Regions from separate parts of the Homo sapiens genome. Here region 1 is linked to region 2. The links are chromatin loops, found by intact Hi-C in ENCODE. Cell type or tissue: ovary. All regions are shown on one strand. Links, peaks and the distances in the headings refer to the core of each region. The heading gives the core; the rest is flanking DNA. Region 1 has its middle 12 kb from the start of LRFN3. Region 2 overlaps ARHGAP33 (Rho GTPase activating protein 33).

The links. Hi-C counts contacts between places; a loop is a spot of excess contacts. Peaks named below come from ENCODE experiments on the same cell type or tissue, not always from the same donor. Only the 100,000 strongest peaks of a DNase experiment are listed, where the experiment ranks them.
Region 1: a loop joins it to region 2, with 2.0 times the contacts of the local background. A loop is called at or near these places in 21 of 110 quality-filtered maps.

The regions. Positions count from the first base shown.
Region 1 is chr19:35,923,374-35,926,274 of GRCh38, forward strand. No RefSeq gene overlaps it. Among named protein-coding and RNA genes, the nearest start is that of LRFN3, 12 kb to the right of the region's middle. In ovary, for the core only: no CTCF peak of the experiment used is centred there; no DNase peak of the experiment used is centred there.
Region 2 is chr19:35,785,848-35,788,748 of GRCh38, forward strand. It overlaps ARHGAP33 (Rho GTPase activating protein 33), which reads left to right. Exons shown (of 21, transcript NM_001366178.1): 20 at 566-1,225; 21 at 1,321-2,901. The coding sequence ends at 2,582. Among named protein-coding and RNA genes, the nearest start is that of ARHGAP33, 12 kb to the left of the region's middle. In ovary, for the core only: no CTCF peak of the experiment used is centred there; DNase peaks (open chromatin) are centred at 1,218, 1,667 and 1,885.

The DNA.
Region 1 (2,901 bases), core at 229-2,728, 140 kb after region 2:
AATAAATTAAACATTAAAGCTTAGATTTCATTTCTCAGTTCACTTGTATTTAGAAAGAGCTGTGGGGGCGAATCTGTTTCCCTTTTCCTCTTCCCCCTGCCTGGGAGCCATCCTGGATCTTTCAGGCCAGTGCTTTCCCAGGGATAGTAGCACAAAAGTGGAAGCCACCTGGATCTCTGACTCCGTGAAGCCTTCACACCAATTCTGCATTCTTTATGTTTGGTCAATTTGTAGGAGAGAAATAAAGTTCGATTTTGCTTAAGCCACTATTATCAATTTCAGCTACTTGTATTTCTTGTCTAACAAACAGTGCTCATGAAACATGATCCATTTCTCATATTCCTGAATCTCTTTAGAAACACCAGTCTTGAGGCTGGGTTCAGTGGAAGGCCAAGGCAAGAGAATCACTTGAGGCCAAGAGTTCAAGACCAGCCTGGGCAATATAACATCTCTACATACATGAAATAAAAAAAATACGACGTGAGTGGATCATCTGGGGTCAGGAGTTCGAAACCAGCCTGGTCAATGTGGTGAAACCCCGTCTCTACCAAAAATACAAAAATTAGCTGGGCATGGTGGCACACACCAGTAATCCCAGCTACTCAGGACGCTGAAGTGGGAGAATTGCTTGAACCTGGGAAGTGGAGGTTGCAGTAAGCGGAGATTGCGCCACTGCACTCCAGCCTGGGTGACAGAGTGAGACCCTGTCTCAAAAAAAATACTTAAATAAATAATTTATGGCGTCATAAAAATCCTTGTAATGAAATCTTTTCCTACTTGCTGGAGTACTTCCAGGAAGTAAATTCCTAGAAGTAGAAATAATGGAACAACAGATATGCGCATTTTCAGGCTTTGGATGCAGGCTGCCCAGTTCTTCCGAAAGGTCATCCTCGTTTGCAGCCAGCAATGGGAGTGGGGTCTCCCATGTCGCTGTGCTCTCCTTGGCTATAGGGAACCAGATTTCTGATATCTTTGCTGATTTGACGGCAAAGAGGAGGGTTTCAGTACTTCAAGTTCAGTTATTACTGGTGGTAAACTTGGCTTTGATCAATTTCAGCTATTTGTATTTCTTTTGTGATCTGTCTTTTCCTCTCATTTGCCCATTTCTCTTTTGGCTGATTGGCTTCTCATATTAAATTTATTAATGTTTTCATTACCTTAAGGATGTTAACTATTTTTTTCTTTTGTGATCTGTCTTTTCCTCTCATTTGCCCATTTCTCTTTTGGCTGATTGGCTTCTCATATTAAATTTATTAATGTTTTCATTACCTTAAGGATGTTAACTATTTTTTTCTTTTGTGATCTGTCTTTTCCTCTCATTTGCCCATTTCTCTTTTGGCTGATTGCCTTCTCATATTAAATTTATTAATGTTTTCATTACCTTAAGGATGTTAACTATTTTTCTTGTTTTCCTTTAAAAAAATTTTTTTTTAAAGAGACACAGTCTCACCCTATCATCCAGGCTGGAGTGCAATGACAGATCACAGCTTGCTGTAATCTCCTGGGCACAAGAGATCTTCCTGCCCCAGCCCCCCGAGTAGCTGGGACTACAAGCATGCACCACCACACCTGGCTAATTTTCGTATTTTTTATTAGAGACAGGATTTCACCATGTTGCCCAGGCTGGTCTTGAACTCCTGAGCTCAAGGGATCCTCTTGCCTTGGCTTCCCAAAATGCTGGAATAACAGGTGTGAGCCACCACACCCAGCCTCTTCCCACATTTTACTCTAGTCCATCTGGAATTTATTTTCATTTATCAGTCTCCAAATTAATATTTGTACCTCAAATGGCTAAGACAGAAATCCAACTGCTGTGACATTATGCTTCTGTTCTATAATGCATTCTTGCTCTTCTGCTCTGTCTTTGGCCAGTCATTCTGGTACATTACCCATCAAGATTGTTCTTACACTGAAACACACTTTAAATTATGTGAGCTTCATGATGTTACTATCTTGTAACCAGGCTCTATCCACAGCACCTAGAGCCTGGCACATGGCAGGATCTCAAGAAATATCTGGCAAAAGAATGAATTACTGAATGAATAAGTGGGAAAATAAATGAATAAATACAATATGCAGCTGAGCGTGGTGGCTCACACCTGTAATCCCAGCACTTTGGGAGGCCAAGGCAGGAGGATTGCTCAGCCAGTTCTGGCCCCACTCAACAGCCCAGCTGAGCTCGAAACCAACAGCCAGTGACATTGCCAACCATGGACATCAGCCACCTTGGACATCAGCCTGGTTGAACTTTCACATGACTCCAGCTCCCTCCAACATCTAACTTCACCACATGAGTAACACCAAGCAAGAACCACCCTGCTGAGCCCTTCCTAAATTCCTGACCCAAAAACTCAGAGGGAAACTAAAATAAGCCACTTCACTTGGGGATAATTTGTTACGCAGCAATAGATAACTGAAACACTGGGTTTGCAAACTCAACCCTCACTCTAACCCTACAGCATCCAGATGTTTAATGTAAACAGTGAGTTGGGCCTGGTGCAGGTGAGCAGGTGCGGTGGGAGCCCTGAGGCACTGGGGAACCTGTGCTGCACTGCCCTGAGCTGTATGTCTCCCCAGATTTGTTCCTTGCCCTCCCCTTTCTTCCCCCATCCTAGGCTGCTATTTCCAGTCTTCCCTCCAGCTGGGGTTGAATCAATGGGAAGCTCAGGTAGGAGGCTGGAGGACCAGAACAAGCAGCCAGGGTCATTCCACTCCCCAAGGGTCATTCTCCTCCTTCTCCTGGTAGTTATGCCTCCTCTAGAGCCCCAGCTCCTGCCAGCCAGACAATCCCACTGTGTTCCCAGCTTCTACTAGGAAACCTTATCTCTGGGCTCCGGTGACACCACCTCCTCCCTTTGTTCCTCCAACTTACGGTGGAGGCAGCTTCCCTCTGCTGCTAAT
Region 2 (2,901 bases), core at 240-2,739:
CCCTGCCCTTGCTTTCCAGGTCTGATCATACACAGGTGTGTGTGTAAGGATCATACTGCTCAGTTCTAGCCATTTTGGAAACTTGATTTAAAGGGCGTTGTAAGAAAGGGATGCCGCACTGTATGGGGAGCTTGGCTTTTTCTCCATCGCTACCTCACAGCCCGCCGCGCTGCTGGGTGCTGCTCTCCGACCTCTGCGGGGGGCTGCTTATCCACCCCACCCAGCCGTGCCTCTGGGGGCTCTTCTGAGCCACCGCGCCATCCTCACACTCCTGGGGTACTGCCCTCCCACATACCCAGGAGCCCAGGTGCTGTCCTGCTGGCTCAGCAGCTGTATGTGAATCTGTTGGTCTCGTGCTCACAGCCTGTGGGGCAGCCACAGGGCCTTCGTGCTTTGGGCCGGAAGTGTCCTCTTCATGGTCTCCACTGTCAATCTGAACAGCTCTTCCTGGCTTCACACTACTGTGGCCCTCTCCAGGAGGCGCCTCTTCATGTCCTTTCCCCAGCTTTCTGTGGGGCTGTGCGCCCTGTTCTCAGGGATGGTCTCACTGACCCCACCCCTCCAGGCCTCCAGAGGCTGCACAGGCTGCGGCGACCCCACTCCAGCAGCGACGCTTTCCCTGTGGGCCCAGCACCTGCTGGCTCCTGCGAGAGCCTGTCCTCGTCCTCCTCCTCCGAGTCCTCCTCCTCTGAGTCCTCCTCTTCCTCCTCTGAGTCCTCAGCAGCTGGGCTGGGGGCACTCTCTGGGTCTCCCTCACACCGTACCTCAGCCTGGCTAGATGATGGTGATGAGCTGGACTTCAGCCCACCCCGCTGCCTGGAGGGACTCCGGGGGCTGGACTTTGATCCCTTAACCTTCCGCTGCAGCAGCCCCACCCCAGGGGATCCCGCACCTCCCGCCAGCCCAGCACCCCCCGCCCCTGCCTCTGCCTTCCCACCCAGGGTGACCCCCCAGGCCATCTCGCCCCGGGGGCCCACCAGCCCCGCCTCGCCTGCTGCCCTAGACATCTCAGAGCCCCTGGCTGTATCAGTGCCACCCGCTGTCCTAGAACTGCTGGGGGCTGGGGGAGCACCTGCCTCAGCCACCCCAACACCAGCTCTCAGCCCCGGCCGGAGCCTGCGCCCCCATCTCATACCCCTGCTGCTGCGAGGAGCCGAGGCCCCGCTGACTGACGCCTGCCAGCAGGAGATGTGCAGCAAGCTCCGGGGAGCCCAGGGCCCACTCGGTGAGTCCTCAGCCTACCCCACCCCTGTCCCCGCCAGCTGTCACTGACTCTGAGGGCCTGGCCCCAGCTGAACCCCTCTCCATTCATTTATATAGGTCCTGATATGGAGTCACCACTGCCACCCCCTCCCCTGTCTCTCCTGCGCCCTGGGGGTGCCCCACCCCCGCCCCCTAAGAACCCAGCACGCCTCATGGCCCTGGCCCTGGCTGAGCGGGCTCAGCAGGTGGCCGAGCAACAGAGCCAGCAGGAGTGTGGGGGCACCCCACCTGCTTCCCAATCCCCCTTCCACCGCTCGCTGTCTCTGGAGGTGGGCGGGGAGCCCCTGGGGACCTCAGGGAGTGGGCCACCTCCCAACTCCCTAGCACACCCGGGTGCCTGGGTCCCGGGACCCCCACCCTACTTACCAAGGCAACAAAGTGATGGGAGCCTGCTGAGGAGCCAGCGGCCCATGGGGACCTCAAGGAGGGGACTCCGAGGCCCTGCCCAGGTCAGTGCCCAGCTCAGGGCAGGTGGCGGGGGCAGGGATGCGCCAGAGGCAGCAGCCCAGTCCCCATGTTCTGTCCCCTCACAGGTTCCTACCCCCGGCTTCTTCTCCCCAGCCCCCAGGGAGTGCCTGCCACCCTTCCTCGGGGTCCCCAAGCCAGGCTTGTACCCCCTGGGCCCCCCATCCTTCCAGCCCAGTTCCCCAGCCCCAGTCTGGAGGAGCTCTCTGGGCCCCCCTGCACCACTCGACAGGGGAGAGAACCTGTACTATGAGATCGGGGCAAGTGAGGGGTCCCCCTATTCTGGCCCCACCCGCTCCTGGAGTCCCTTTCGCTCCATGCCCCCCGACAGGCTCAATGCCTCCTACGGCATGCTTGGCCAATCACCCCCACTCCACAGGTCCCCCGACTTCCTGCTCAGCTACCCGCCAGCCCCCTCCTGCTTTCCCCCTGACCACCTTGGCTACTCAGCCCCCCAGCACCCTGCTCGGCGCCCTACACCGCCTGAGCCCCTCTACGTCAACCTAGCTCTAGGGCCCAGGGGTCCCTCACCTGCCTCTTCCTCCTCCTCTTCCCCTCCTGCCCACCCCCGAAGCCGTTCAGATCCCGGTCCCCCAGTCCCCCGCCTTCCCCAGAAACAACGGGCACCCTGGGGACCCCGTACCCCTCATAGGGTGCCGGGTCCCTGGGGCCCTCCTGAGCCTCTCCTGCTCTACAGGGCAGCCCCGCCAGCCTACGGAAGGGGGGGCGAGCTCCACCGAGGGTCCTTGTACAGAAATGGAGGGCAAAGAGGGGAGGGGGCTGGTCCCCCACCCCCTTACCCCACTCCCAGCTGGTCCCTCCACTCTGAGGGCCAGACCCGAAGCTACTGCTGAGCACCAGCTGGGAGGGGCCGTCCTTCCTTCCCTTCACCCTCACTGGATCTTGGCCCAACCAAATCCCTTGTTTTGTATTTTCTTGAACCCCGACCACTACCCCAGGTTTCTAACTTTGTAACTTGCTTCTGATGTGGGTCCCTAACCTATAATCTCAGCTTCCCTACCCTGGACTGAAGGGTCTGCCCATCCCCCCACCACCCTCCATCCTGGGGGCCCTCGCACAAATCTGGGGTGGGAGGGGCTAGGCTGACCCCATCCTCCTCTCCCTCCAGGAGCCCCCAGCATGTCCTGACCTGTGCACGGGGATGGGGGGACA